Linked DNA regions of Homo sapiens: region 1 is linked to region 2. A link is a loop called in an ENCODE intact Hi-C map of the cell type or tissue named here. Cell type or tissue: dorsolateral prefrontal cortex. All regions are shown on one strand. Each heading gives the region's core, and the rest is flanking DNA. Links, peaks and the distances in the headings are about the cores only.

The links. Hi-C counts contacts between places; a loop is a spot of excess contacts. Peaks named below come from ENCODE experiments on the same cell type or tissue, not always from the same donor. Only the 100,000 strongest peaks of a DNase experiment are listed, where the experiment ranks them.
Region 1: a loop joins it to region 2, with 5 times the contacts of the local background. A loop is called at or near these places in 105 of 110 quality-filtered maps.

What each region holds. Positions count from the first base shown.
Region 1 is chr10:103,681,685-103,692,671 of GRCh38, forward strand. The region is part of intron 6 of SH3PXD2A (SH3 and PX domains 2A); the gene reads right to left. Among named protein-coding and RNA genes, the nearest start is that of SH3PXD2A-AS1, 60 kb to the right of the region's middle. RefSeq lists enhancers at 297-1,077, 2,237-2,306, 4,937-4,986, 10,210-10,269, 10,510-10,987 and a silencer at 10,630-10,789. In dorsolateral prefrontal cortex, for the core only: CTCF peaks have their summits at 4,669 (motif pointing left), 4,884 and 8,851; DNase peaks (open chromatin) are centred at 4,657 and 8,817; H3K4me3 peaks cover 1,622 bases; H3K27ac peaks cover 4,838 bases.
Region 2 is chr10:103,593,315-103,604,301 of GRCh38, forward strand. It overlaps SH3PXD2A (SH3 and PX domains 2A), which reads right to left. Exons shown (of 15, transcript NM_001394015.1): 15 at 713-10,475. The coding sequence ends at 8,502. Among named protein-coding and RNA genes, the nearest start is that of NEURL1-AS1, 81 kb to the left of the region's middle. RefSeq lists an enhancer at 5,538-5,832. In dorsolateral prefrontal cortex, for the core only: a CTCF peak has its summit at 5,655 (motif pointing right); DNase peaks (open chromatin) are centred at 5,657 and 6,102; H3K27ac peaks cover 4,946 bases.

The sequences.
Region 1 (10,987 bases), core at 1,247-9,246, 88 kb after region 2:
AGTGAGCCAAGATCGCACTACCACACTCCAGCCTGGGTGACAGAGTGAGACTCCATCACACACACACACGCGCCCGCGCGCGCGCGCGCACACACACAAAATGCAGATCGGCCAGATGCGGTGGCTCATATCTATAATCCAGCACTTTGGGAGGCCGAGGTGGGTGGACTGCTTGAGGAGCTTGGGAGTTTGAGACCAGCCTGGGCAATATGGTGAAACCCTGTCTCTTAAGAAAATGAAAAAATGCAGATACCTGGGCGTCACTCCAGACACGCTGATTCAGTAGGTCTGGGCAGGCCCTGGGAATCTGTATTTCAATGAGCAGACTCAAGATTCTGCAGTTCACTTTTGCCCATGCAGTTCCCTTTTGGACCAACTTCCTATTTTCCTAGCAGGAGAAACTGGGTGATAGGAGTGAGGGGGCAGAGGCAGCTGTGCAAGCAGGGCTGAGGGAATTGAGGCTTCCAACTAGCTGCCTCCTTCTGGGGATTCCAGGATCCGGGGAGCGCTTGCCACGCCCCTGCCCCCTCCCCGCTCCGCCTTGCTCTGTGTGTCCAGGCCAATTGGGCAGTGGGGCTCAGCCACCTCGAGCCAGGGAGCGTGGCGCAGACACACACGTGAGCAGCACTCACTTTCTCCATCGCATCACCGCCACGTGGGCTGGCCGCAGAGTTGCCAAATCAATCAGGCTCCTTTCATTTCCAATTAGATGGCTTTGAACTCCAAGGGTAAAATCAGGCTGAGGACCCAGAGCCATGCAAATAAAAACTGTTTAAAAACACCAGCCCAGAGGCTGGCTGCGGTGGCTCATGCCTGTAATCGCAGCACTTTGAGAGGCCGAAGAGGGTGGATCACAAGGTCAGGAGTTCAAGACCAGCTTGGCCAACATGGTGAAATCCCATCTCTACTAAAAATACAAAAAATTAGCCAGGCATGGTGGCATGCATCTGTAATCCCAGCTATTCAGGAGGCGGAGGCAGGAGAATTGCTTGAACCTGGGAGGCAGAGGTTGCAGTGAGCCGAGATCGTGCCATTGCACTCCGGCCTGGGCAACAGAGCCAGATTCCGTCTCAAAAAAAAAAAAAACAAAACAAACCACGAGCCTGGGTAAGATGTGCCAGAAGCTGACGCCTTCAAAAGACACGCTCACTTTTGAAATGGGCCATTGGAGGGTGGCAGGAAGATCTTTGCCACATTCTCTAAGTAGCCTGGGCCTTTCTCACTGAGGATGGGTAGCTCAGGAGGACAAGAACGCCTCGGAAATTGCTTTAAAAGGTCTTGCTTATGATACACTCTCCATGACTTCCTTTCCAGACTCATCTCCTGCTCTACCCTCGCTCCTGCCGGGATGATGGGCCCCTCTCCTTCCCTCAGACTTTTCAAGCTCATGCCAGGCCAGGTGTGGTGGCTCACGTCTGTAATCCCAACACTTTAGGAGGCTGAGGCAGGAGGATCACTTGAGGCCTGGAATTCAACACCAGCCTGGGCAACAAAGCGAGACCCTGTTTCTACCAAATAAATAAACAAATCAGTAATAAAAAATAAAGGCTAGAAATGGTGGCTCACACCTGTAATCCTAGCATTCTGGGAGGCTGAGGCGGGTGGACTGCCTGAGCTCAGGAGTTCAAGACGACCCTGGGCAACACAGAGAAACCCCATCTCTACTAAAATACAAAAAAATTAGCCAGGCATGGTGGCGGGTGCCTGTAGTCCCAGCTACTTGGGAGGCTGAGGCACGAGAGCTGAGAAGCGGAGGTTGCAGTAAATCGAGATTGGGCTACTGCACTCTAGCCTGGGTGACAGAGCAAGACTGTCTCCTACATAAATAAATAAGCCAGGCATGGTGGCACACCAGTGGTTCCACCTACTTGGGAGGATGAGGTGGGAAGATCGCTTGAGCCCAGGAATTTAAGGCCACAGTGAGCCCTGATCGCACCACTGCACTCCAGCCTGGGCCATTAAGTAAGACCCCATGTTAAAAATTAACACCAGAAAAACCCACAACAACAACAAAAAAGCAAAAACTCATTCCAGCTCCACATCCTTACTCATGCCTGGCTGTCCCTCCTGCAGGGTGCCCTACCCACACCCTTCAGCCCATCACAATCTCCTCTGTCCTTCAGGGCCATCTCCAGCCTCTCCCACAATGGCCAGCCACCCCTCCTTCCACCTTGCAGATCCCAAGCCATCCTGCCTAGTATTAATGAATCCCTGAAAAGGTCCCACCTTCTCAGTTGAGCTGTGCACTCCATGGGGCCAGGAGCCAACAAACTATTAAGAGAAGTGAAAGCCTCACAAAGCCTGCGCTCTGGAGGGAGGAGGCCTGCTGCCACTGCCTCGTCTCCCTCCATCTCCCTCTGCTGCTGGTTGGGCAGGGCAGGCCCAGGGAGGGCCAGAGAGCCCAGCTCTGCTAGTGCCCTGCTGAGGTATTTACCTTGCGGGGAAGGGAGGTACCAGAGACCTCACAGACCGGCTTCCTGTGCTTCAGGACAGCCCTCCTCACACTTCCACCTGACAGCCCTCCTCACACTTCCACCTGGTTCCAGGGCTTGGTGGGAGTGCTGACCAGCAGAAGACCAGGTTCTGCCCACCCCATACCCTGGGCAAGTGGCCATCCCTCTCTTAAAAGCTTCCTCTATAAAAGGAGGAGAATAGAGGAACTTTTTCAGGTAGACTAACCCTTTTTTTTTTTGAGACGGAATCTCACTCTGTCACCCAGGCTGGAGTGCAGTGGCACCATCTTGGCTCACTGCAAACTCCGCCCCCTGGGTTCAAGTGATTCTCCTGCCTCAGCCTCCCGAGTAGCTGGGATTACAGGTGCGGGCCACCACATCCGGCTAATTTTTCGTATTTTTAGTAGAGACGAGGTTTCATCATGTCGGTCTTGAACTCCTGATCTCAGGAGATCCAACTGCCTCGGTCTTCCAAAGTGCTAGGATTACAGGAGCGAGCCACCACGCCCGGCCATAGACTAACCCTTAATAGTGGCCAGAACTTATGGGCGGGTCTTGCTCTAAGCAAATTCACTTTATTAAAAACCAAACTCATAAAAAGGAAAATTAGGCTGTGTGCTGCGGTTCACACCTGTAATCCCAGCACTTTGGGAGGCCGAGGCAGGATAGTCACTTGATCCTAGGAGTTCAAGACCACCCTGGGCAACATAGCGAGACCCTGTCTCTACAAAAACTAACTGGACGTGGTGGTGCATGTCTGTAGTCCCAACTACTCAGAAGGCTGAGGTGAGAGGATTGCTTGAAGCCAGGAGGTCAAGTCTGCAGTGAGCTGTGGTTGTGCCACCACACTCCAGTCTGAACGACAGAGCCTGGGGCCCTGTCTCAAAAAAGCAAAAACAAAAACAAAAACAAAAAAAAGGCCAGTCATGGTGGTTCACACCTGTAATCCCAGCACTTTGGGAGGCCAAGGTGGGTGGATCACCTGGGGTCAGGAGTTCAAGACCAGCCTAGCCAACATGGTGAAATCCCATCTCTACTAAAAATACAAAAAATTAGCTGGGCATGGTGGCGGACGCCTATAATTCCATCTACTTGGGAGGCTGAGGCAGGAGAATCACTTGAACCCAGGAGGTGGAGGTTGCAGTGAGCTGAGATTGTGCCACTGCACTCCAGCCCAGGCAAACAGCAAAACTCTGTCTCAAAAAAAAAAAAAAAAAAAAAAAAAGAGAATCCTGTGTCTGGCTGACCTGGGGCAAGTTCCTTAACTTCCCTTTCCTGGTCTATAAAATGGGACAAGACCACCTACCCTGGTTGTTGCAGGGAGGCTCCTGGCAATGATGAGATAGTGGACACCCCACCTTCCCCCTGTCTGATTGAGGAGTCACTCCGGAGAAAGGGCAAAAGCTGAAACCAGCGCTCTCTCCTGTTTGAGACGAACCCCTCCGGTGCTGCCTCCTATTCATAGTAAAAGCTGCTTCACCCTTAGTGCTTCCTCTAGGCCAGGCACGGTGCTGGAGTTATCACTTCAGGAACTTTCACTCAATCCTCAACCCCATGAAAAAAACCTGATTATCCCTATTTTACAGGTGAAGAAATGAGCCATAGAGAAGGACTTGCCCAAGATCACACAGCAGGCAGAGCCGGGACATGAAACTAAGCATTCTGGCTCCAGAGTCCACGTTTTTAACTCAACGGAATACTCAGCAATGGCTGAGTCTACGCCCTGTCGTCCCCTCCTGGGTCTCACAGAATGGAAATAAATGTCTCAACTCAAAGACCAACTTCTCCCCTTCTTTCTTAATCTATCAATAATTAAAACGGCAATAACAAATGGCAGAGCTGGGGTTCAAACCCTGTCTTCCTGTTGCCAAAACCTAAACTGTCAACCCCAGGCAACACTGCTTCTCTGCAGTGAAACTACATTAATGCTGATCTCATGAACTCAGCTAATAATACAGTTTTATGATCACTGAGATAGAAGTGGGGCTGAGCTCACCACTTTTCCAAGGAGAAGAATAAAGTAAACAGGATTTCATGAGGAACATCAACACTTGCCTAAGAGAACAAGCTTGTAACAACACTCTTGAGCAACCTCATCTGCATGTAAACGAGCTGGAGCTTCCACAGGACTCCTGGGTTGGATGAACCCTCAGGCTCTCCTGACAACAGCCCCAGGGCCCTGACAATCCCGAGGCTCCGTGGCCACCTGTGCCCCCTAGTGGCGCATCTCAGAACTTCCCGGCTAGGTGCCCTGGCGAAATGCAGCTTTTTAGAGAACTGGGTGAGAGGCATGAGATCTTTGCAGGTCTCAAGAGAACCCCTTGCTCTGGGGAGTCTGCTCCAGCCCCACTGGGGCTCCTGGAGCAGTGCCCACCTTGGGGAAGCAACAACAGCTAACAACAACAGGCCCTTCCTACTGCCAGGCACAGCACAAAACCCCTCAAAGGGCATCACCTCCTTGAACCCTGTGCACTTTGGGGCAAGCCAGGTCGCTGCTACTATAACAACCCCATTTGACAGGTATGATGGTCAGGTGGTACACATCAACCTGGCTAAGCTACTGTCCCCAGTTATGCAATCACACACTAATTTAGGTGTTGCTGGGGAATTTTTTTTTTTTTTTTTTTTGAGACAGAGCCTCGCTCTGTTGCCCAAGCTGGAGTGCAATGGCATGATCTCGGCTCACTGCAACCTCCACCTCCTGGGTTCAAGATTCTCCCTGCCTCAGCCTCCTCAGTAGCTGGGATTACAAGCACCCGCCACCACGTCCAGCTAATTTTTTGTATTTTTAGTAGAGACGGGGTTTTGCCATGTTGGCCAGGCTGGTCTCAAACTCCTGACCTCAGGTGATCCACCTGCCTCGGTCTCCCAAAGTGCTGGGATTACAGGCATGAGCCACTGCGCCTGGTTGGGAATGTATTTTTATAGTTATTAAAGACCATGACCGGATGACTTTAAGTAAGGGAAATTATCTAAAACACTCTGGGTGGGCCTGAGTCAGTAGCTGAAAGGCCTTCAGCAGAGTGAAGGTTTCCCTGAAGACATTTCATCTGCGGACAGCAGCTCCAGCCTGGGCCTGGGGGTCCAGCCTGCCCCCTTTCATGACCTGCCATAGGATTTCAGACTTACCTAGCCAGCCCCCACAATTGTGTAAGCTAGTTCCTTACACTACATCGCTTAATATATACCTCCCACTCGTTCTGTTCCTTTAGTTGAACCCTGGCTGATACAACAGAACAGGTGAGATAATCTGTTCTCAGAGGCGAAGGGATTTGCCCAAGTCACATGACTGGCAAGTTGTCGGCCTAAGAGTGGGACCCCAGGCAACCTGATGCAGTTGTTTCCCAGCTCCCACACAAACTCTCCCTTGAGGCCCACATCCAATCATCAGAGTCTGTCCAACACCCGCAGTGCCTTGCCCCCTCCACTGCTGCCAGAGCCCACATCCTATCTCACCTGGCTAGCAGCCCCCTGCGACCTTGCACATCATAACCCATCCTGCCTAGTCAATCCCCATCATTCTATGATTGAAGCCAGATCATGTCCCTGCCTCTACTTAGAACCCCTCAGTGAATCTTCATCTCACTCGATGAAAGTCAAAATCCTTAGAATGTCCTGCAAGGCCCTACATGGTGCTGCTTCACCCTATTCCCTCCCCACTGCCAGCTACATCTCTGCTCTCACCTCTTTCCACTTTACCCTCCACTATTCTTCATCCCAGCCACAGGCCTCCCTACTGCATCATGAGCAGCCAGCACACACCGTCACCCCAGGGCCTTTGCACTTGCTGTGCCCTTGGCCTGGACTGCTCTTCCTCAGGTAACCATGTTGCTCCCTCACTTCCCTCCATCTAATAGTACATTCTTCTATATAGCTCATCACCCACAGCAGACTGCAAACTTCTCTAGGGTAGAAAGGCACGTTCCTATAGCCTCGACACCTTGCGCAGTGCTTGGCATAGTTGATGCTCAGTTAGGTCAGTCTCCCAACAAGCCACACTTAGTCCTATCCCTCTACCTTTGTGCATGTGCTCTCTCTGGATTACCAAAGCCTCCCGCTCTCTGCTCCCAAACCAGAAAAATGTCTCCTCTTTCCAGGCAATGATCCCCAATTTAAAGCCACAATGACCTTTCTTTCCTGAGCCTGCACAAGGTTCACTCATTCATGCATGCTTTCTTCCATCCACCCACCCATTCAAAAAGTACCAGTGGACCCTGGGGCTGGTGCAAGCCCTGCAGCCAAGGTCTTTGCTCTTGAGGTGGTGGGAGACAGAGAAGAAGCAAGCAAACACACAGGATCACTAGAGTGTGGGAAGCGATGAGGAGGGAAGAAGAGGAGTAATCTGCGGGGGAGGCTGGACAGTGCAGGATCAGGCAGCTTCGCTAAGAAGGTGACAGTTTTAAGCAGAAATCTTAAGGAGCCAGCCATGTGAAAGATCAGGGAAGAACATTACAGGCAAGAGGGAAGAGCAAGTACAAAGGCCACGTAGAAGAATGTGTTTGATGCGTTTAAGGAGCAGAAGGTGACTGGTGTGGCTGAGCAGTGTGATGGGCGGGGACAAGAGGGGTAAAGCCCAGGTCAGGAAGGCAGCCAGGGGCCAAGTCACACAAGCTCTGTGAGCCAGGGTAGGGAATTAGTTCTGGGTGGGATGGAGTCCCTGGGGGAATTTAAGCAGGAAAGTATGTTATTTTCTTTCTTTCTTTCCCTTCTTCCCTCCCTCCCTCCTTCCTTCCTATTTATTTATTTAGAGATAGGGTCTCTCTCTGTTGCCCAGGCTGTAGTGCAGTGGCACAATTATGCCTCACTGCAACCTCAAACTTCTGGGTTCAAGTGATCCTCCCACCTTAGCCACTTGAGTAGCTGGGACTACAGGCCTGCACCACTACATCCGGCTAATTTATTATTTTTATTTTTTTGGTAGAGAGAGGATCTTGCTTTGTTGCCCAGGCTGGTCTCGAACTCCTAGGCTCAAGTGATCTTCTTGCCTTGGCCTCCCAAAGTGTTGGGATTACAGGAGTGAGCCACTGCACCCAGCTGATCAATATTTTTTAAGAGCTCACTCTAGCTGTGGTGTGGAGAATGTCAGATAGAGGTCTAATAGAGAAGCAGTGAGACCAGGTAGGAAGGTGGGGTCTTCCTGGAGAGATGAAGGGGTTTCTAAGGCATGTGATGGTGGAGGTGGGGAGACAGTTGGTTCTGCAGCTCGAGTTGGCAGGTAAAAGACAAGAGTCAAGAATGACTTCTCAGCCAGGCACAGTAGCTCACGCCTGTCATCCCAGCACTTTGGGAGGCTGAGATGGGTGGATCACTTAAGGTCAGGAGTTCGAGACCAGCCTGGCCAAAATGGTGAAACCTTGTCTCTACTAAAACTGCAAAAATTAGCCAGGTGTGGTGGCAGGTGCCTGTAATCCCAGCTACTCGGGAGGCTGAGGCAAGAGAACCACTTGAACCCAGGAGGCGGAGGTTGCAGTGAGCTAAGGTCATGCCACTGCACTCCAGCCTGGGCAACAGGGGAGAATCTGTCTCAAAGAAACAAAAAACAAAAAACGAGTGACTTCTAGATGTTGGGCTTGAGCAATGGGGTGGATGGTGCCAGTTCCTGAGATGGGGAAGATGCTGGAAGGAGCAGGTTCAATAGAGGGAAGAAAGATGCAGATAAATTTGAGGCCAAACTGTCCTTCAGTTTTCAAGGTCACCAGCCTTGCTTCCTCCAGAAAGTTCCTGAGAACTTTCTTCTTCTGTTGACTCCACCATCCCTAAGCCTTGCCTCAAGTCTAAGCTCTATGCTCAGTAAGAGATTTACAGTGAACCCCAGAATGGCATCCATTTCCTCTGCGCAAATGTCCCTGGCTGGAGTGACCCTGGGAAGCTTCGTGAGGTTCATTATAGAGCAGAACAGAGCCCTAAACATGGACTCCAATCCTCAGTTTGCCAAGGACTGTGTGTGGGCAGTCACCCCATCGGAGCCTCAGCTTCTCATTTGCAAAATGGGAATCCCACCACCCATCATGTACTGTGGCTCTGATCAGCAAATGAGGAAACGTGAAAATGTCCTCGCACATAGTAGATGCTCATTCGATAACAGCATCTAGCACTTCCAGGGGAGCTTTCTAGGTGGCAGGCAGTGTTCTAAACATGCTTACATATATTAGTTTATCTAATCTTCGTTATAACCATATGAGGTGTGTATTAGTCAGTGTTCTCCAGAGAAACAGAACCAATGGGAGGTGCATAGAGAGCTTGAAGACAGAGGGAGATTTATTTTAGGAACTGGCTTATGTGATTGTGGAGGTTTGAGAGTCCAAAATGTGATGGGGGAGGCCGGCAGAGACTAAGGGAAGAGCTGCAGCTGAGTCCAAAGGCAGCTGCTGGCAGAACTCCTCCTTGCTGAGGGAGGGTGTGTGTGTGTCAGTCTTTGTTCCATTAAGAGGCCTTCAACCAATTGGATGAGGCTAGCCTGCATTATGGAGAGTAATCTGCTTTACTCAAAATCCACTGATTTATTTAAATATGAATCTCACCTAGAAAACACCTTTGCAGAAACATCTAGAATAATGCTTGACCAAATATCTGGGCACTGTGGCCCAGCCAAGTTGACACATAATAAACCATCACAAAATGGGTATGAATATTATCCCAAATGTACAGAAGAAGTAATGGGCACAGAGAGGCTAAGAAATCTACCCAAGGTCACAGAGGAGAGAAGCCAGACTCTCAACTCCAGCTGTCTGGCTTCAGAGCTGGCATTTTCAACCATGACACTAAGTGGCCATTATCATAAGCACACCAATATAAATTAAATTTCTCCATCCATCCTTTTCCTGGCGTGAGAGTGGAAGACAGAGAAACTGGGGGTTGGCTTTCCCTGGGGGAGGCAGCCTGGGTGTGGCCCTGCATTGCTTAGGAAGCAGCACAGAAGCTGAGCCCCAGAGATTGTGGCGGGGGACCTGAGAGGTTATTTGTTCCAGCTCTTGCCTTTATGGGGGTAACTGAGGCCCAGCATAGAGAAGGAATTTGCCCAAGGTCACATAGGGAGAAAAGTGGCAATGGAGGCAGGACTAGGTCCCAGGCCTTCAGAAAGTGCTACTGCTGCTGCTGCTGAGAACTGATACTTGTACAGTAGTTATTCGGTGCCAGGACTATTCCACATTAACATACTTAATCCTCTATGTGTGAGGCAGATAACATTAGCATTTTTGTTTTAAAGAAAATGAGGAAACTGAGGCACAGAGAAGTTATGAAACTTGCCTAAGGTCACACAGAGCCAGAATTTGAGCCCAGGTTCAACCAGGACACTATACGTCTGAGGCCCAGGGCAAGCTTCCTGTGTGGGCGGTGACAGAACACAACCCCCATTTTGCTGCGCCTTCCATTCTCCCACTTGAGACCTGCCTGGAGTGACAGTGGAGGAATGCTCTTCCCCAGGCTCACCCCACGGTTCACAGGAGGAAATGGCCTTCTGCACCAGTGGGTGTGCCTGCCTGAGACACCCCAGACCCAGGTGATAGGCAAGTGCACACACACCTCATCCCACAGCTAGACATGTCCCAAACTGGTACACAAATACACACAAACACAGACTCCAACCCATAACCAGATATATCTCAACCACACACACACCCCCAGCCTATGCACCCAAACAAGTAAACATACCCTCACAGCACACAGCTATCATGACTCACACATGTGCACAGAACCCCACAGCCACACACGCCCCCAACACATAAACCAGGACACAACTTTCCCTGTCCCAATAGGCACGTGAGCAAGCACTTGTACACACAGAAACATACATATCATACAATTACATCTACCCCACTCTACATCCATCCACCACACAGGGGCACTCCCCTCAACCTATCCACAGGCCAAGGCACTTGGGCACAGGAGCCATTCACAGGAGCCACGTGTTACCTCCTACATCCCCAAGGGCCAGATGTACCCCAAGGTACAGCCACCCTGTCAATATGGCCAATCCACGTGTCAGCACGGATCGCTGCAGCAGTCTGTCCCCGCCCCCACTTCAGCACACACACAGCCCTAACTCCTAGGGACCACTCTCCCCCAGTTAACTACAGCCCGCCCACATCCAGGCGTTTGCCATTTGGGGAGCCCAGCCTCCCACTTCCAGAGACAATCCTGCTCTACCCTCAGCCCACAGCTCCGAGGGCTGGCCCGCCTCTCTCCCTGCCTCCACCCCCTTCCAAACTCTGGGCGGGCCCTGGCACCTGTCAGGCCAATGCGGGGGGCGGGGAGGGGGTTGGGGGGGTCGGGTCGGCCCCCTCCCAAGTGCGTCTCAGCTGCCAAAACGCGGAGCCCCCACCTCCGCAGCAAGGACACGCTCAGAGTTGGGGCAGGGAAGAAGGTCTGTGGTGCAGGCGCTAAAAACTCAAGTCACTCAAGGATGACCCCTTTTCAGTCCCGGTTCTCAATTTCACCTTCTCGCAGGAAAGCCCCGCGTCTCTATTAACCCTTCCATCACCGCTGCACCGCGAGAGGGACCGGAGAAGTCTTAGCACTGCGCAGCAGCGGCC
Region 2 (10,987 bases), core at 1,650-9,649:
TCCAGGGAGGATGCTCAGGCTACCCAGCCTCTGCATGGCCTTGCACAGCCATGGCCTGTTCCTTGCATCAGGGTTACCTGGTCCTGCTTACTGGGGTCCAGCAAAAGCAGGAGAGGGTCGGGGGGCCATGCTAAGGAGCCAGCTAGGCCTGCTGGATGTGGGTCCTTGGCCCCAAGATCTGCATCTTTCAAAGCCTTGGCCACTGCCCAGAAAGCCTCCCAAAAGTGGGGAAGAGGCTGGAGGAGCTTGACCACAGCTCTCACCAAGAGTGAGAGCTGGCTCATGTCTGTAATCCCAGACTTTGGGAGGCTGAGGCAGGAGGATTGCTTGAGCCCAGGAGCTTGAGACCAGCCTTGGCAACATAGCAAGAACCTGTCTCTACAAATAATAGAAAAATCATCTGGGCATGGTGGTGCGCCTGTAGTCCCAACTACTCAGGAGGCTGAGGTGGGAGGATCGCTTGAGTAAGGGAGGTCGAGGTTGCAGTGACCTATGATCATGCTACTGCACTCCAGCCTGGGTGACAGGGTGAGACCCTGTTAAAAAAAAAAAAAAAAGCGAGAGCTTACCTACCTGCCCCCACCCTCCAGTGTCCTTTCTTTCAGAGGGCCCTGGGATCCTGAAGTCCACTTTGCAATTTGGGATAATGGGACATTGGCTGTTCAGCTGGATGGGTGTTTTTGGTGACAGGGAGAATTAAGAGGTGATTCCGTTCGGTTAAAAAGGCCCAAAACTTTATTTAGTTTTCAGGGAAATATAAGATGCATGTAAACATAAAATACAAAACAAAACCCAAATCTTACAGTCTAGAAGCATGCCAAGACAGAGCATTTTCTGCAGACCAAAGAGTCCCGTCAAAGTGATAAAGGACACCTGGAAAGTGGCAGGCCAAGGGGCTGGTCCCTTCCCCAAGGGCACTGCATTTTTGTGATGAGATTAAAAACAAACCAACTCCACTATTAAAAATGCTAGAAACATGGAGATAGTTTAGCACCACCATTGATTCTGGAAATATTTCAGCACTCAAATCGACTGCACTGAGTTTAATGTCCTTTCTCCAGTTTCTCTGCTGAGGAGGAAAGAAGGAAAACCTGGAGGAAGGGCTCCTCCTGACCCCACAGAGCCCACTAAGAGCTGGGAGGGGAATTCCATGAGGAATTCTCCAAGGTTCTGGAGCTCCAGAGACATCCACCAGTCCCCACCCAGCCATGCAGTCCACATGCTCACGCTTCAGGGATTACTGAAGTCTGCCTTGCCCGGGAGTCACTTCCTGCAGACCTCTGAGTACCTGGTGGGGAAACCCATTTCCCATCCTGTGTCTTGGATTTAAAGAAAACCTGTTGCAGATAATGAGTTGTAAATTCAAGGAGGGTGGCTGTTTTGCTGTTCTTTCTCTGCAGTAAACTCTTATGGGGAGTGTGCCTTGGTTATAAGGCAACGCAAAATGGTAGGGTATATCCATGGATGAATGTTCATCACACCCAGTCTAATTCATACCAGGTGGCAGGCTCAGCAAACTGAACCACCACAGGTGTCAGAGATACTTGAGAATGACTGGTACCAACAAGACGACAAAGGAGGTTGCCTTCCTCCCAGATGTGCCCAATGGAGTCTGAACTCTGGTTCTAATTTGTGGAGGTGGGTCCCTACTGTATGACCCATTGTGGTCACTGCTCTTTGAGCCATACAACTTGAGAGACTGGCTTTGGATTGGACAGTCAAAGGGAAGTGGGCAAAACCAGCTGAGAACCCGGGAGCTGGATGCATATATTCTGGAATCAGGGCCTGCAAACTCAAAGATTGGTTTGTGGCTGGTGACTTCTCTCTGCTAAGTAAATCAATGACCATTCATTGAGAACTGATGGGGACCCAGCGTGTGGCCCAATGAGTGGCAGTTTTTTCCTAGCCAGTTTCTGTGGCCAAATTTGGAGGATTTTCCAACCTGCTATGGCTGGACCCTTGGGTGTTAAATCACTAAATTCCCTTTCTACCTGCTCTCTTCTTCCTGAAACACTCAGAGCTGACTTCTTCCTTCTTTCTAATCAACAAAGACAAAACTCCAAGCCCCTTTTCAGCCTTCACACAATTTTTCTTTCTAGAAGACATCCGCTTCTGGAAGCCTCCTTCCCTAATGAAGGGACAGTAGGCCCCAGCTACCCCAAACATGCACATGCTCTTCTCACCAACGTGCCTCTCACTTGCCTCTAACGTGCTCGAGCCATCCTTTTGTTCTAAATAATTCTTCCTCCCTCCCTCCCTTTTTTCTCTTTCACCTCTTGAGGCGCAGCCTATTGGCCAGGATGGAACTGGGAGCAAGGCGGGGACCTTCAGTGCAGGGGACCCCATTCTCTAAGGCCACTGAGTTCTAGGACTGGAGTAGGAGAGGGTGCTGTTGTCAAGGTTAAGTGCAAACTTGAGATTTTAAAAAGACAGGATTGGGGAAGGGGGATTGCATGCTAATCCCAACCTTATAGGCAGGCTGGGATCAAGACCTTGGAAGGTAGGGCTCTCCACCCAGTCTGTAAGCACCAGTGTGCCCACCTTATGGCCTGGGGACCCAGGTTTGCAGGAGGGAAGTTAACAGTGGGGCTGTTTTTCCCCAAAGCTGTGGGTCACTGATCCTGTCTTCTCACTGGCTCTGATCATGCAGCTTGGGAACCACAGAGACATGAGACTGCACCAAACAGGGCTGATGATTTAGCCAGAAACTCAGGAAGGTCTAGCACAGCCCTCCACACACTTCCCAGGAAGTGTTTGGTCTGGCCCTGCAGTTGGGACTAAACTTATATGCACCTGCAGGTCTTGTTGGGTGCACCGTGAGCAAGTTCTCACCCCAACCACCTGACCCACCCTCTGAAACAAGGACGAAAGGGCTGGCAGCTTTCATTATAAGGGGCTTCTCATACCCATGGCATGGCTGAGGGGTGGGAGTCAGCCTGCTCGATGACACGTCTGCAGGGGATGACCTAACTGAACCAACTCAGTGTTTCTATTCCCAGTGGCATCTCTTTTGCACATCTTCATTTTGGAGCCTGGGATGACTGCCTAGGCCACTTATGCTAGACCTGTTAATGCCAGTGTGAAATTTCCAACTAAATACTTAATAAAATAATTACAAAAAGAAAAAAAAATGACACATTGCACTCTCCAGCCAGAATGATGTGTGTGAATGACACACTTGCTGCCAGAAGCTGTGAGTCCCTTGGGACCTGCCCATTGCCAAGGACTTGTTCAATGGAGACAGCTTGCCTGGTATTTTTTTTTCTCTAACCCCATGTTATTTAGTTCAAGTGGGAAGTTACCAACACTTGCATACACAGACACACACACACACACACACACACACACACTCTCTCTCTCTCTCTCTCTCTCACAACACATGGCCCTCAAAAAAGTGAGGGAATCTTAATTATTTAGCAATGTGGACAGTTCTCTTCCCAGAGAGCTCTGCTTTGAGATTCTCAAAGACTAAATATCTAGATGGATATACGCCAAGGGAGAGACCCGCACAGGGCACAGTCCCATTCCAGGCACAGAGATCTGTGTCTGTGCAGAAATTCACCAAATAGGGGGTTGAAGTAGCAAGCATACAGTACTGGAGGTGGAGGGAACAAGCCACAGGGACGTCCCTGTCACCTTGAGGGGCAGAGCTCTGAGGCTCCAACCCAGAGGAAACTTCCCATTCTGTTGCTTTCTCTACCGGTGCTGAGGAAGGAGGCCAGATTGGTACCTGTTGTGGGAAGTTTTGTCTGCAGAGAAACTTGAATAGACCCCCCGACTCTTCCCGGAGCAGAATTTGTATGGACTCTCTGGGTGTGGAGCCCAGGCAGGGCTCACTTCTCAGGCTGAAGTCGCTGAGATGAATGGGCAGCCCAGGCTCAGCCCCAGGCCCTGCTGCAGGCTTGTGGGAATTGGTGTCTCACCAGGGTGTGCGCGGCTCAAGGTTCTCACATCCCCCAAAAAGATCTGGTGACTTCTAGGCTTCCTGCCTAGAAACTGAACTGAGGGCACCCAGTTTTAGAAAGATTCAAACATACACCAGAAGGATCACAGCCCAAATATCAGGACACTGGGGTGAGAGAGGGCTGCTGGGAGTCATTTTTAGGCCAGGTCTCTCTGAGCAGCTGGCTGCACCACAACAGAAATCAAAACAAGGAACAGCTCCCGAGGGCCTGCCTCTGCTCCAGGGACTGGGGCCTAGAGGTCAAGGGCCCCATGCCTGAATCCCTTTCTTCTGGGTGGATCTGGCAGGGACCCCTATCATCTTCCCAAAGAAGGGGGAGAGGAGAACGCCACAAGATCAAACTCCACCAACCCACCCACCTGTTCCACAGCTAGGATTCCTTCAGCACCCCGCTCCCTGCCTCTTGCTCTCTGAGCGCCACTGGTATTCCCTCCATTGTCCCCAATGAGCCCTGGCATCCATCTTGGTAATATTGCACTTTTCCTGTCTCTCAGATTGTTTCCATTTTTGATTGAGAATGCAAGGTATTTGGAGGGGTAGGGGAAGTGAGTAACCTTAAAGAAATAATATATTAGTTAAATACAATAACAGGAAAAATAGGGGTTATTTTATCTTTTTCCCCTTATTAAAAACAAGAACTACCAAACCAAGGTCTAAACTTAAATAGTCCTACACCTATTCTGCAAACACTAGTAATAGGAAAATAATGCCTGACTGGAATTCCCTTGTCTTTTTTCCTTAGATGATAAAAGTAGTAACATGCCTTGCTGAGGAAAGCAATGGATATAAATGCCTGTAAAATACGCTGCTCTAACATCTGAAAGTGATTAAAATGATTCTATATAATGCCTTCGTCAAGATGGAAAATCAAGGAGGAAGAAAGAGAAACCTTTGGGGCCAGGCTTAGGGTAGACGGGGCTGAGGCCTGGCAAGACAGCCCGTCTACAGTCATTGGACATAGGGGAAACCCACAGGGCATGGGGCACACCTGCTGCTCAGGGTTGCCCCTTTCCAGCTCTCTCTCACTGCCCCCAAAGTCCCATGGCCTGGTGAGAATAGTGAGGAGGAGAGGGGCAACACAGCCAGGTCTGCTGTCACAAAGAGGGATGAGGTGGGGGGAGATGACATTTTTTTCCCCTTGCAATAAAAGAAAAAGGTCTTGAAACGGAAAGGAAAACAAAGCACCAAATGCTGCATCTTCGGGCATTATATGAACCTCAATAATGACCTCAGAAGGGCTCATTATGGTTAAAGTTGCAGTATACAGCAATACAGTGTCGTTTCACATTTTCAGTCGCAACTCATGGGAAACTAGGTTTGGACACTGCGGAGATTTTGTTTTTCTTTTTCCTTTTTTAGTCCGATCTGGTTTTCCTCCAGATGGGTCAGAGCCCTAGGCCCCCTCCCTCCTCTGCCTGCTGCCGGCAGTATCCTTCAGCATCACAAAGCAGCTCAGTAGCTCAAGGGAAAGGCCCTCTCGCCCTGGCTAGGGCTAGGAGGCCAGGCGCACAAGGCCTGGTACCCCCTGGCCATGTCGGAGAAGGACTGGCATGCACCCTTCTTGCTTCAAGTATTAATATTCTCTTTGGGTTTGCAGGGTTTGTGCTGTGAGTTAGGGGGTGAGGGGGCGAGGTGCGAAGACTGGGGCATGGCAATCCCTGTTCACTGCCCAAATCTACATGCTGTCACCAGATGGCAGCATTCCCCACTTTTCCTGGATGCCTGAGCAACTCCCAGCCATCCTTGGGGCTGGATGTCACAATGTAAACATGACCACACAATAAACTATAATGGCAGTGAGGAGGAGCACGGGATTAATGTAGTGGGGAGATCTGTCATTAACTAGCTGTGGGATTTTGGAAAAGTTGTTTCCTGTCCTTGGGCCGCAGTAACAGGAAGGGATGGGATAGAGACCTCTGAGGTCTCTTTCAGTCCTGCATTTTAATGACTCTATTACTTACAGCACTGGGGGTCAAGGAGAGGGGGTCCTTGGGGGGGGCTGGGAGAATGTGGGGGGCAGTGCAGGTGGTGGGGAAGGGCAGGAAAGGCAGGCTCTCGGGAGCACTGTGGTCCAGTCCAACTGAGATGCTCTGTGCTTGGCAGACATGCTCTGCACTCCCTCCTGGCCTGGCTGGCGCACTAGTGACTGAACTGGCTCAGTGCAGACATCTGAGGAGCGAGGCTGCAGGGCCCTCCCCCTGGAAGATAGCTACATTGAAGGTTCTTTACCTGACAGTCACTCTACTTTTAAATTTTATTTTAAATAGTCATAAATTACTTTTTTTCTCTTAATAAATATGTGCTGTTTAAAAATGAGAAAAGTATATACTGCATCTTTAAGTAATGCACTTTGCTCTCTGGGTTTTTTCCATTCTACCTTATTTAAAGTGCATTAATTAAAAAATAATGAACCACTTCTTTATCATTATTGTTCAAATAAGTACAAATAATATTAACATGAAGACACTAAACCACTACCATTAGTACTGCAATCTAGCAGATTAACTCAACATCCTGCTCTATTTAATACTGTCCAGCAGAAGAAAATAACTAATTTCAATTTTAAACAAACTCACAAAACAAAAGGAAACAAAACAATCTCACCACAGGCCTTCGACAAAGAACACGAGCCATTTGCTCTAGCTGCCAGGCATCAGTGTATGGCGAGGGACAGGGGCTTAGGGTTGCCCAGGCAAGGCCTCTGGGATGGGGTGTGGTGGGGTAGGGTAGGGGTGGGGGTGGGTTTTGAAGGCACTGAGACACTGGGTCCCATGCTGCCCTGCCTGGGTGGGGAGCAGGGTGAGGGAGGGCCTTTCCTCCTCTATAGAAAACACCAACCCCCAGTCCAGGGACCCTGGCAGCTGAATCGGTGGCTGTGAGGCCCAATCTGTCCGAAATCAAAGGCACGTGTGGAAATCCACTCCCAGCGAAGGGGGAGTCCTTGGGGGAAGCCGGCTGGGCTTCTGGAGGGTCCCCTCTGAAATGTCAACAATTGAAAAACACAACCCAAAGGTGACAGAGGACCTACAGGGAACTTTATTCTCTCGCTTCTGTCTTCACTGGGGCACTGACCCTCGGGAAGACCAGGTTGGCTCCTGGCACAGGGATCCTCCATCTTCTTGGGCACCTGTGGCATTGCCAGCAGGCCAGAGGGGGTGGCTGGCGGTGTTGGCTCCAGTCTGACCCAAGGGGCCAGCCGGGTCCCCCCTCTGCCCATAGTGGGGACAATGGCTGCTTCTCCATGCTTCATACGTAAGGCTTCCAGCCCTGCCCAGCTGGGGAACACACGCAGAATGGCGGTCACCCAGCAGGCTGGGAGCTGCCTTCTCTCCAAAAGTCTGGCTCCTGAACACCCTCCTCCTTCCTGGGGAGGGTTTTTGCCCCTCTGAGGTTGTGCAGGAACCAGAAGAACAGTTTCTCTGCTTCACCATGTCTGCAACCTGGGGCTTGCCTAGCCCCAAATTTTTCTGGCAGGCGCCAAGCTCCAGCACAGTCCACACAGTGGAAACCAAATGAAACGACTTTGGCTTGTGGAGGGGGAAGAATGTGAAACAAAAACAAAAGCAAAATCACCCGCCCACAAGATACAACAGAAACCCCATCCACTACCCATCCCCTTCCCATGTGAGGCCGACCACCCAGGCCCCCAAACAACCCCTAAAATAAGACGCAAACCAAAGGCCTGACATATAAGCCCCAAATCAACAAACCTCTCCCGAAACATGCAAAGGAACTGCCCGCCCAGAAATACCCAAAATAGTCTGTGCAGATTAGGAAGAGACCGGTGGCTTCGCCCACCCTCTCTGTAAACTCTGGTACTGTGTCCTCCATGGGGTGCCCCACGGAGAGCGGGCTCTCTTCTCAAGGCCAAGACAGTGACAGTTATGAAAGATGGTCTTTGCTGGCACCTGGGAACTGCTTTTTCTTCAACTAACAGTGACAATGGCCTGGCCCAGAAGCAGGCTTGAGCTCAGAAGACACCCCCAAGCCTGAAAGCCAGTGGTGGCTTCTAATGTACCCACCTGTGGTAGGCGTGGCAATGCCCAGGAAACCAGCACAATTCACAAATACAGCTTAGGACAATACCAGGGATACCTGGGGTGGCAAGATGCCAGCAATCAAAACTGGGCCAAGCAGGGGCAGGACACTGGAGGCCCCCATGACCTTGTCTTTTCCAGATCTGTAGCAAAGGCACAACTGGGGTCTCCCACATGGCCTGTCCCAGATGGCATGTAATCCATTGGTGAAGTCCCTATGGTGCACAGGATATCTCAGCTTTCTTGGCTCTGGGTCCCAGGCCTGGGACTCCCTGGTCCATTCCCTTCCTCACTCAGTGTGGGCACCCCCATCCCCTACCTTCCAGCTGTGGGATGGCTTGGACAGGGGGCATCTTTGAGGTCACCCATTCTGCAGTGTTGAATGTTGTCCACCCCCCACCCCCCACCCCCATTTTTTCCTTTCCCTTTTGTTCGTCTCACCGCTCATCCAGTGGGCGGCCAGAGAGGCACACTGAGGCTGGAAGAGCCCAGGCCCTCTGCTAGTTCTTTTTCTCAAGGTAGTTGGAAGGCACCCAGCCTTTGAAGGGCTTCACACCATCCAGGATCTGGCAGTACCACCAGCCATTAGGGTTCCTCTCCAGAACCTCCATGGACACCCCCTCCTGGAAGCCTGCTGTCTCCTCATCCCCCTCGTAGTCTGCGATAGAGACGTACACATCTTTGAGGTTATTGTGGATGAACTGAGACTTCTCGATGGGCTTGGGGCGCACAGGGGACACGGGTATGCTGTTGCGCTGGGCGGGCAGTAGGGGTGAGTCTGAACCCTGGCTGGCAGCCCGTTCGGCCAGGCGGCCCTTGGCCTCGGCGGCAGCGGAGCGAGCAGTGCTAAAGGAGGAGTTCCGTCGGACGCCTCGGAGGCCATCAGTGGCCGTGAGTGACTCATTCCTCCGCAGGGCGCAGGACAGGTTGTTGTCCTTGGGTGGCGGGGACACAAACACCGACTGGGGCCTGACCGCCACCTGCCGCACTCCGTTCCTCATCTTCACCGCTGGAGTGCCTGAGGTCTTGCCGAAGCCCCCGGGAGGTTTGGAGGGGATGGGGGGCGTGGCCTTCTTGCTCTGGTTGACGGTGTTCAGTGCTTGGACGCGCCTCTCGATCTTCTCCAGGCTGTCTGATTTGCCTTCGTTCTGCCTGCCCTTGGCGGGCACTGTGTCCAGCTCTTTGCCAGAGGGGTCAGGTTGCTCGTTCTCATCCAGCACCAAATAGTGGGAAGGGGCCCAGCCCTCCAGCTCCCCAAACCTCACATACCACCACCCGCTCTCCTGCTTCTCCAGCACCTGCACCTCCACGCCCGCGGGGAAGCTGATCTCCGAGTCCTGGACCTTCTGGTAGGCGCTGCATGTCATGTACGAGGTGGCTGGCCCTTCCCATTCCTTCTTGGTGGGACATGGGGGAGTGGTGGCTGGGAGGGTGATGAGGTCGGATGAGCTTCTCCTAGACCCCTCACTGGGAGCCTCGGAGGCCGTCTGCGGGGGCAGCTCCGAATCCTCACTCTTGGAGCCCTTGAGCCCTCCACGGAGCTGGCCTGTGGGTCTCAGCTGGCGCCGTAAAGTGCTGATGTCCATCTTCTCTTGGCTCTGCGACTCTGCTCGGTTTAGGAATGGCTTGGGCCGGACCGATGGCTTGGCCCGGGGACAGGAGGTCAGCCCAGCGTTCGCATCAGCATCCTTCTTTGCCCTGACCTTGGGAGTGCCGCGGATGCCTGCGTCCGAAGCAGAGCGGGGCTTCAGGTCGCCACTGGTTTTGGACAAGGAAGAGGAGGAGGAGGAAGAGGAGGAGCAGCAAGTGGTGTTGATGGTGATGGATGAGGAAAAGGAGGCTGAGGAGTGGTTCTTCCCCATTTCTGCCTGGGCATTCTTCTCTGCCTTGAGCTTTAGGAGTGATGATGACTTGGGGGAGCCTGATTTGGGGGAGTTTTTCCTGGTCAGGGACAGCGAGGAGCTGCCTGGGGAGTCGCTGTCCCCGGAGGAGCCTCTGGCTGACAGGGTGTCCTCTGCATATGGCCGGAAGCCCTCATTCTCATAGATGGTCTCCTCTTCCAGGGCCACATCCTCTGAAGACTCACCCACCTTGAAGCGGGCCCGCTGCAGAGAAGAGGCCGGCGAGGGCCGGTGGGGCTGGGCAGGCCGCCTCTCCCCTGAGGCTCTGTCCTCCACGGGCTCCTCGCTCAGCTCAGGCTCTGAGTCAAAGCCGAATGCAGGGATGTCATACTCAGGCTCCTCATACTTGAGCTTCCGCGGGGAGTCCTGGCTCTCACTGGCCCCCGTAGGGCCCTCCTCGGCCTCCTTGGGCTTGCTGGGGGGTGCTGGCGGGGGCACCTTGGGCCGGGTCAGCGTGCTTGTGCGGCGGCTCAGGTTGGGCTTCTTGCGCTTATCGATGTATGATGCGGGGGCCCAGCCCTCCTTCTCACCGATCTGCACGTACCACCAGCCACCTGAGTTCTTATCAATGACCTGGGGTACGAGTGCAGACAAGCCAGTGAGTTGGGAGGATCTGGAACCCTATGACATCCCAAGGTAGGAGTATCATACTTTGGCTCTGGGATAAATTATCTCCATTTTACAGATAATAAACCGAGCCACTGAGTAAGTGGCCCAAAACCCAATATAGTAAATAATGCACCAGAATTCAAACCTAGGTCTCTATCATCTCATGGTTGGTGGGTTCCCACTTGCCAAGTTCCCTCCCTGATCCTCCATGTCTGTGTTAACAGCCGGGTTGAGCTGGCCCACTCTGCCTCCCCCTAAACTGCACTGTTCCCAGTCCCTACAATCCTGCCAGTAGACTAAGGACACGTATGAAGAAAACACTGCCCTTCTGCTGCCCCTTCCCTCCTCGTACCCTCGATGTTGCTAGGTCCTCCCTTTGAGTTCCTTGAAAGGGTCTCTAGGGTCAGAAGAGTATGGGAAGATGCAGATGAAGTGACCTGGGAGGTACAGGCCCGAGGCCAGAGCCTCTCTGCAGA